Linked DNA regions of Mus musculus: region 1 is linked to region 2. Evidence: chromatin loops called from intact Hi-C (ENCODE). Cell type or tissue: left cerebral cortex. All regions are shown on one strand.

The links. A loop is a pair of places that touch in the nucleus more often than their neighbours do. Peaks named below come from ENCODE experiments on the same cell type or tissue, not always from the same donor. Only the 100,000 strongest peaks of a DNase experiment are listed, where the experiment ranks them.
Region 1: it touches region 2 in a loop (4-fold over the local background); 11 of 42 quality-filtered maps call a loop at or near these places.

What each region holds. Positions count from the first base shown.
Region 1 is chr19:57,136,293-57,140,292 of GRCm38, reverse strand. The region is part of intron 4 of Ablim1 (actin-binding LIM protein 1); the gene reads left to right. Among named protein-coding and RNA genes, the nearest start is that of Ablim1, 78 kb to the left of the region's middle. In left cerebral cortex, CTCF peaks have their summits at 2,124 (motif pointing left) and 3,847 (motif pointing right); DNase peaks (open chromatin) are centred at 891, 1,186 and 3,847; H3K27ac peaks cover 1,230 bases.
Region 2 is chr19:57,326,805-57,330,804 of GRCm38, reverse strand. The region is part of intron 1 of B230217O12Rik (RIKEN cDNA B230217O12 gene); the gene reads left to right. Gm50270 (a long non-coding RNA gene) reads right to left here. Exons shown (of 3, transcript XR_003952853.1): 2 at 2,503-2,650; 3 at 1-592. Among named protein-coding and RNA genes, the nearest start is that of Gm50270, 5.2 kb to the right of the region's middle. In left cerebral cortex, CTCF peaks have their summits at 344 (motif pointing left) and 1,720 (motif pointing right); DNase peaks (open chromatin) are centred at 1,751 and 2,895.

The DNA.
Region 1 (4,000 bases), 190 kb after region 2:
TGGTTACAATGATGAGAGCAGGTGACTTGACACTAGGGCTTAGGAGGCACCATAACTAATGGGAGCTGGCTATCCCATACACAGCGGGCAGTCACTTAGCACCCCCAGTGGCTGTTCTCTGGCTAAGTGTTAAAGATCGTAATCCAAAAGCACCTGACCCTAACATAATATCCTGTCTGTCTGTCTGTCTCCGTCTCCCCCCTCCCCCGACACACACTCACACACACACACACACACTCACACACACACACACACACACACACAGAGAGAGAGAGAGAGAGAGAGAGAAGGCTGGCAAGTCTGAGCTCTGTTGAACAGTTCACTCTATTAAAAACTTAAAACCTCATGTTAGCCAAGCCTTGGAACTTAAATTTTGTATTCCCCCCCGCCCCTGAAACCCCTTACCTTGAGTTCCTGCCAAGGATGATGTACTTCTATAAACAGTCTATTAATAGTATACTTGGTAGGGTCTCCTAAATCTTAATTTTCCAATAATAGCAACTTCTATCTGGCCATAAATTTACTTGATAATTTTGTTTATGAAAAATACTATTTGGTGTATGAAAAATACTCTAGGTGTCTATAAAGTAGCAGGTCTGGAACCGTGGGGATGCCGGAACCATGGGGATGCTGGGACCGTGGGGATGCTGGGACGGTGGGGATGCTGGGACGGTGGGGATGCCGGAACCATGGGGATGCCGGAACCATGGGGATGGGTAGTAACTTGGTTGCCCGTGCTTCTCCCATTATGGCTTCATGCACTCATCCTCCTTTTCCAGAGAAACATCTCAGCAGACCCACACATCCTTCCCGAGAGCCATATGTCTCCTTCATCAACTTAAATCCTTCTGAAGTGCAGGTGTTTGGGGTCCTTTGCCAAAAAGATTGAAGGCAAGCAGGCAGGGTTCCCACTGTTAAAGGCTGTTACTGCCTTTGAAGAAAATGGTATAAAAACGGAGCCAGGTGTGGGCTTGGGCCTCAATTTAACTTGTCTGTGAACAGCCAGATCCCCACTTAGTGTCCCCACTCGTGGTGTCAGGAGAGAGGCCCTGAGGCTCACCTGTCCAGGGCTGGGCCTCGGGGTTGTGTTCTGCCTGGTCATTGTTTTTCCTTTGGCGAGTTACCAGCAGACCTTACATCCCCGGTGCCACTCCATAGTCCCCTATTTCTGACTTGGAGAATCATCCCAGCTACCACGCACCAACTTTCTATATTTACCAGCAGCTGCTTCAGAGATGTGGAAACAATTTTCTCAACCACTGAGAAGACACGAAGCTGGCAAGTAGGAGATGCTGTCCTTCATGGAAGAGCCTCGTTGGCCTGAGCAGAGGGAAGGGAGCGACCAGTAGGAACCTCTCTCTCACTGCCCCTTGTCCAGCTCCACTGCCTGATGTCAGGCTATGGCTTTGTCCAGAGAACAGGGGTTTTTGCTGTAGAGTGTACCAGAATACTCAAGCCAGCTGGTGTGGGGTGATAGTATCTTACCTAAGAGACTGAAGGCCTCTTGAGCTTCCCACTCATTCTTGCTCACTGGCTGGGCTCAGGCACCTGGGTCACCTGCTATGTTTTAGGGGAGGCACACTGGGCAGGGCATGCTGGGTCCCAGTGTTTTAGACATCACCTGTGAGAGAGTCCCCAGACTCAAAGAACTGAAGGCTACATGGCCGGCTACATGTCTGCACAGCCCCCGGCAGGGGATCAAAATGTTCCCTCCCCATCCCCCACCCCCAGGCTGTGTAGTAACTTCTTTCCCGGCTCTGTGACGCGTGGGCATCAGGGGCCAGGAGAGAGCAAGCTCGAGCTGAGATGAAGAAGCCCAGGGTTTAGTCTTAGCTCTGCTCCCTAACCAAGGAAGGAGAGAGGCCATTGGGTAGCTCACCTCTACCAGGTCTTGTGTTGTGCACAACCTTGGGATGCATCATAGCAGGTGGCATTATTGTCAGTAGCTCACACATGATGGGCTTCCTGCAGTGAACCACAGGCAACTCTGACAGCCTCCCTAAGTCCAGCCATCTCCATCTTTGAAATTTATTTTGCAACAACAACCAAAAAGAAAAACAAAACAAAACAAAACAAAACAAACAAAACAAAAATCCTTATTTGTCTTTCTTCAAACCATTGCTGCCACCTAGTGGTAATTATTAGAAACAATGGAAATTTTCAGTTCAACTTGAATTAAAGTTCCTTTTTTTTTTTTTTTTTTTTTTTTTTTTTTTTTTTTTTTTTTTTTTGAGGAAAGGACTTAAGAGGAAAAAAAAAATCAGAGTTTTCCAGGGTTTGGGGGAAGGAGGGCTGAGTAGGTAGAACTCAGTGTGTTCAACTCAGAGTGCTGAAGTTCTCCTGCTATTCAGCGTGATACTATAATCCCTGACGCCACTTTAAACCTTCCAAACACTAATCAGCTGTGGGTGTCAGCAAGGCTCCGGTGGTCGATATCAAGAGTGGCGGAGGCTGAGCATGTGGGAAGTGGGAAATCTCTGCACTCTCGATTTTCCTGTGAACTTAGAACTTAGAGTATATTCCTTTTTAAGATGGACCGCTATAGAGTGCGGTAGGTGTGGATGTACATATATGTGTGCACGTGTGTGAGTTTGTATATGTGTGTGTGTGTGTACACAGAGGTCAATGTTGGGTGTCTTCCTCTATAGCTCTCAAATACAGTTTTGAGACCAGATCTCTAGCAGAGCCAGGAGCTTACCAATTGGATGGACTGGCTGGCCAGCAAGTCCCTGGGATCTGTCTGTCTGTCTGTCTCTTTCCCTGTCCCCCTAGCCAGGGTTATAGATGGACACTTCCCACACTGGCCTTTTGTAAGGGTTGTTCTGACCCAATGCTAGCATGGCAGGCATGCTGATCAAGACATCTCCACAGCCCCGACTGCTTTTTAAAACTGCCCATTAGCCTTACCCTCCCTCCGTACTGTGGCCTTTCCATTTGAAGACTGTGATTTAAAGGGCGTGCTGTGGCTTTCCATAGAACATTGCCACACGTAAGATTTAAATATTTATGATGACATATCGGGCATTTGAGAAAACATCTATTATTAACTTTAGGACTGTCTTTTCTCACAGCTTAGAATGGCCCATACAAATTCTTATCCAGTGGCTAGCGAGATGGCTCAGGATTAGAACCACATAAGGATCTTGCAAAGGACTCAGGTTTGGTTCTCAGTACCTGTATGAGGAACTCCAGGTCCAGGGGATACCATGGGCCCCACATGTACCTGTACATACATGGTACACATAAACTCAGCTAGGTACTCACATGCACAGAAGTAAAACAAAAATCTCTAAATAAGGACATTCTCACCCTACTACTCAGAACTTATATTTTTAACTCTTTGGATACATATTTTTGATTTTTCACATTCTAGTGGTTTTAAAAAAAAATCAAACAACTGGATCATGTGAAGAGACAGATAAAGCCCTCCTCCACAGGGGGCCGGTTTCTTAAGGGTTTCTTCTGGGTTTCTCCAGAAACATTCTATTCTGGGAGGAGAACACCAGTGTTCTTTTTAAAGTACATTTAGTTAGAACGCACACACACACGGTGGGGGGGGGGGGTTGTTGCAAATGTATTTCTACAGTAAAATTTTGGGCATGAGTTGTTGGGTCTAAAGCCAAGTTAACAGCTGCTGACCAAGATGCCCAAGAACAAAAGAAACAGGCTATGTTAAGATGCTGAGGCAGAGAGGAGCCACAGCCATCTCTGGATGGATTTTCAGAGTGTGTTCAAGGTTGAGGTTTGTGCTGGGTCACTCCAGCGGGACAGGTTGGTGACTCAGGTCTGGTACGAGAAGAGAAGCTGGTCTAGAAGTGCCCTTTCCAAAGAGACAGTTACAAATGTGGCCAGAAGAGGGGGCTGTCCTGTCACTTTGTACGTGGGACACTGTGTCTGTCTTAGTCTAAACATGGCCGCTGAGTGGCCTTGCCTGGATGCTGCTCTTTTCTGTTAGCCTTGTTTGTTAGGGCGCAGTGGCCACTGCCGGCTGGTGGCGTTT
Region 2 (4,000 bases):
ACCCACATAGTGGAAGGAGAAAAAAGATTCTTACAGATGCAGGTTGTCTGTCGTCTGACCTCCACACATGCCCTGTGACATCCCCACACACAGACACATGCACATGTGCACACGATAAATAAATAAGTAAGTAAATAAATAAATAAATAAATAAATAAATGTGACTGAACAACAACATGACTCCAGGGGTGACAGAGATGGCTCAGTGGTTAAGAGCACTGGCTGCTCGTCCAGAGGACCTGGGTTTGATTCCCAATATCCACCTGATTGCTCACTGCTGCCTGTGACTCTAGTTTCAAGGGATCTGACACCCTCTTCTGGCCTCCAGAGGTATCAGGTAAGTGGTATAGATCGTGCAGGCAAATGCCCGGACACGTAAAACAAAAATAAATTTAAAGAACCCCCTAAAACCAAACACCTGTGATCCTACTTAACGTAGAGGAGAAATCCGTGTGCAGATAGATGGTCACCCGGCGAGGGAGCGGCCGTGGTCATGAAGTTGGTGTTCTCAGGCGAGGCTCATCACGGTATCCCGATGTGCTGACCACTGCATTTCCCCCAAATCTGGGAGGCTCATAGCTTGCACTTTCCCCTGACATACAAAAGGAGAGAAAAGTTGTTCCTATCAGTGTGGGGGGTTTTGTTTTTTTTTTTTGTTTGTTTGTTTTTGTTTTTTTGTTTTTTTTTGGTTTTGAGGCAGGGTTTCTCTGTGTAGCCCTGGCTGTCCTGGAACTCACTTTGTAGACCAGGCTGGCCTCGAACTCAGAAATCCGCCTGCCTCTGCCTCCCGAGTGCTGGGATTAAAGGTGTGCGACACTATGCCCGGCCAGTGTGAGATTTTACAGGCACTCAAAACTGTTATTATAAATGACTTCATGCTAGAGTTCAAAATACATGCCTAATCTTATCATGTTTACACATAAATAGTACAGAATGGCAGAAACAGGATCCTGATTGTATATTGCATCCACACCTACCTCCCATTAAAGAGTCTTTTATCCTTTTCTCCTTCCTCCCTCCCTTCCTCCTTCCGTCTCTCCTTCCTTCCTCCCTATTTCCTACCCCTCCTTTCCTCTCTCTCTCCCACCCTCTCTTCCTCCGTCCCTCCCTCTCTCCCTCCCTCCTTCCCTCCATTCTTCCTTCCTTTCTTCGAGGCAGGGTATCACTATATATTGCTGACCTGGAATTTGAACCCACGGAAAAGTCCTGCCTCTGTCTCCCAAGTGCTGGGATCAGTGTGATGCACGGGTACACCCAGCATTAAAATTATCATGCTTATTATTATCACAGAACCCTATCTTTGTACAAAGCTAAAGACCGAAACACCCCTAACAGATGAAATCTAAGCAACTCATCCACCCATCACTGGATTCCAAAGAAGAATAAATATAATTTTTCTTACTTACTTTTTAAAGTATAGTTAACTTTGAGTCTCAGTAGGATAGCTTTCAGATTTTTATCAAAAACTAACGTCACCATCATCTGATTCCTTATCATGAGTAGTCCTAACAGAGTGTGCCTTACTGTTCCAAACACCGGGCTCAGTCCCAGCCCATATCCAGTGCTGTGAACCAATGAAGAATTAGAATCTATGAATATGAGTTTACAAGGTAGCACCTTTAGGTGTTTAGGTTCACAGTTATTTTAATGTGTGCTGATTCATAAGCTGTAAAATGCAACACAAGTCAAAATATTTATTTGAGGTGCAGATGTTACACTAGGTGGCGCTATTTGGCAGCGTGAAACCTGTGTTGATTCCCGAAAATAAGGTTTTCTTTGTTTCGGTATTCTATGAGGCAGGGTCTCTCTACTTAGCCCTACTGATTTGAAACTCGCTGTGTCGAACAGCCAGCTCTCAAAGTTGAGTCATTTCCCCTTCCTTTGTGTCTTGAGCGTTGGAATTACCGGCGTGAGCCGCCACATTCTGCTAGATAATGGTTCCGTTATACTTTGCCATACTTTACAGTTATTCCGAAGGTACACAAAGCAATTCAGTTATTTGTGATTTTAAAGTAATAGGCTTTTAACTTAAAAATAGGGGTCGACAGAAGACTGCAAGTGGAAAACCCACCTGTGATTCTACGTTGCGATATCTTTTGAGCTTTATATCTCTATGGTGCAGGAACCTCACAGAGAGGCAAGTCCCATGCCAGACCTTGACCTTCCACTCCCATGATGCTCATCGAAATGGGACTCATAATCTCACTGAGCTGTAGGTATTTGTGGTTTTCTCAGTTTTGACTCTTCTTCCTCCTCCAGGTTCTATTCTTTTCATATTATTGTTTTACGTAGCGTGTGCGCACGCACGCACGCACATAATTGTAATTTGTTTGTGTTTACCTACCCTTCTCTTCTGTCCCTTCCTGCCTTCCCTCACTGGCCAGCTCTCCCCCAGAACAGTTACCCTTCCTCTTCTATGTCATAGCTATAGATACTGATGTAGACTCAACAATAAGAAAACATTGCAACATTTTGTCTTTCCCCATAATCCTCTCTTCCCACCTTTTCCTCCATTCACTTTGGCCTCTCTTCTATAGTCAGCACCTCCAAGCACACACACGATTCTTCTTATGTGGAAAGTTGAGACGTCTGCTTTTCCAAGTCTGGCTTATTTCTCTTAACATGATGGTCTTCAGTTCCATCCATTTTTCTGGAAAAAAAAATCACACACTTCATCTGTCATCACAGCTGAATAAACACTCTACTGTGTATAAATGCCACTTATTTATTTATTTATTTATTTATTTATTTATTTTTGCCCACCATCTGTTGATAGGCATCTAGGCTGGTTCCTTCCTTAGCTGTTGTGAATAATTCAGCAATCAACACCCACACACAAGTATCTCCCTGCTCTGCCAACTAGGCTACTTTTAGTTTGCTGAGAAACCCCCACACCTTTGAGAAACCATGCTGTACCAGTCAGTCTATATTCCCTTCAGCATAAATAAAGGCCACTCCCACTCCCTCCCCACATCCTTGCCACAGTTTGTTGGCATTTGCTTTTCTGCTGACTGAGGTGAGATGAAATCTCAATACAGTTTTAAGTTGCATTTTCTTGACAGTTAAAAATGAACATTTCTCCTCCACTTCTCTTTCTCCTCCTTTCCAAGACAGGGTTTCTCTGTGTTGTCCTGAAACTCATTCTGTAAACCAGGCTGGCCTTGAACCCAGAGATCTGCCCTATTCTGCCTCCTGAGTGCTGAGGTTAAAGGTGTGCACTGCCACGCCTGGCTGAACATCTTCAAGTATTTATTGGACAATTTGGCTGTTCCATAATTCAGAACTGACCCTTGCTGCTGTCTCCAGCAATGTGCAGGATGCCAGATTCAATCTCCCTGTCTGCATCTCCTGCTCCTCTCTGCAACTGCATTGTCCTGAACCCTGTACCGATGAGGACTGACAGCTAATTGTGCACACCTCTTTCCAAGTCCAGGTTCAATAGGCTCAGTAGCCTGGAATCAGGTGAGGGGAGGGTGTTTATGCCACGGAAATCAGCTGATGCTTCAAACAGGAGTCTCTCTTCCTAAGAGCCACTTGTTAACTGTTTGCCTGCACTTGGAGAGATGGTGGCTGCCATCTTGTCTTCACAGCTTCTCTCCCATCCCAGTTTCTCTTGTCTCAGACTTTGTTTTTTATTAGCATTCTCCTGGACTCAGTTCTGGGTCTCTCTCCTCCCTTTCAAACATTAGCTAGCTTCAAGAACAGTCTTACTAATTCCCACGTATTTAAATGAAAACATTATCAGGAGTACCACATTCAGATAGGTGTTTCTTTCTCCATACCCTCTCTTGTGACCCCTCCCCCATTACCCTCTCTTGTGACCCCTCCCCCATTACCCTCTCTTGTGACCCCTTCCCCATTGCCCTCTCTTGTGACCCCTCCCCCATTACCCTCTCTTGTGACCCCTCCCCCATTACCCTCTCTTGTGACCCCTCCCTCTATTCAGACTCCTTCATCACTCAGCTGCAGACCTTTAATATCAAACCATGAATATGAATTT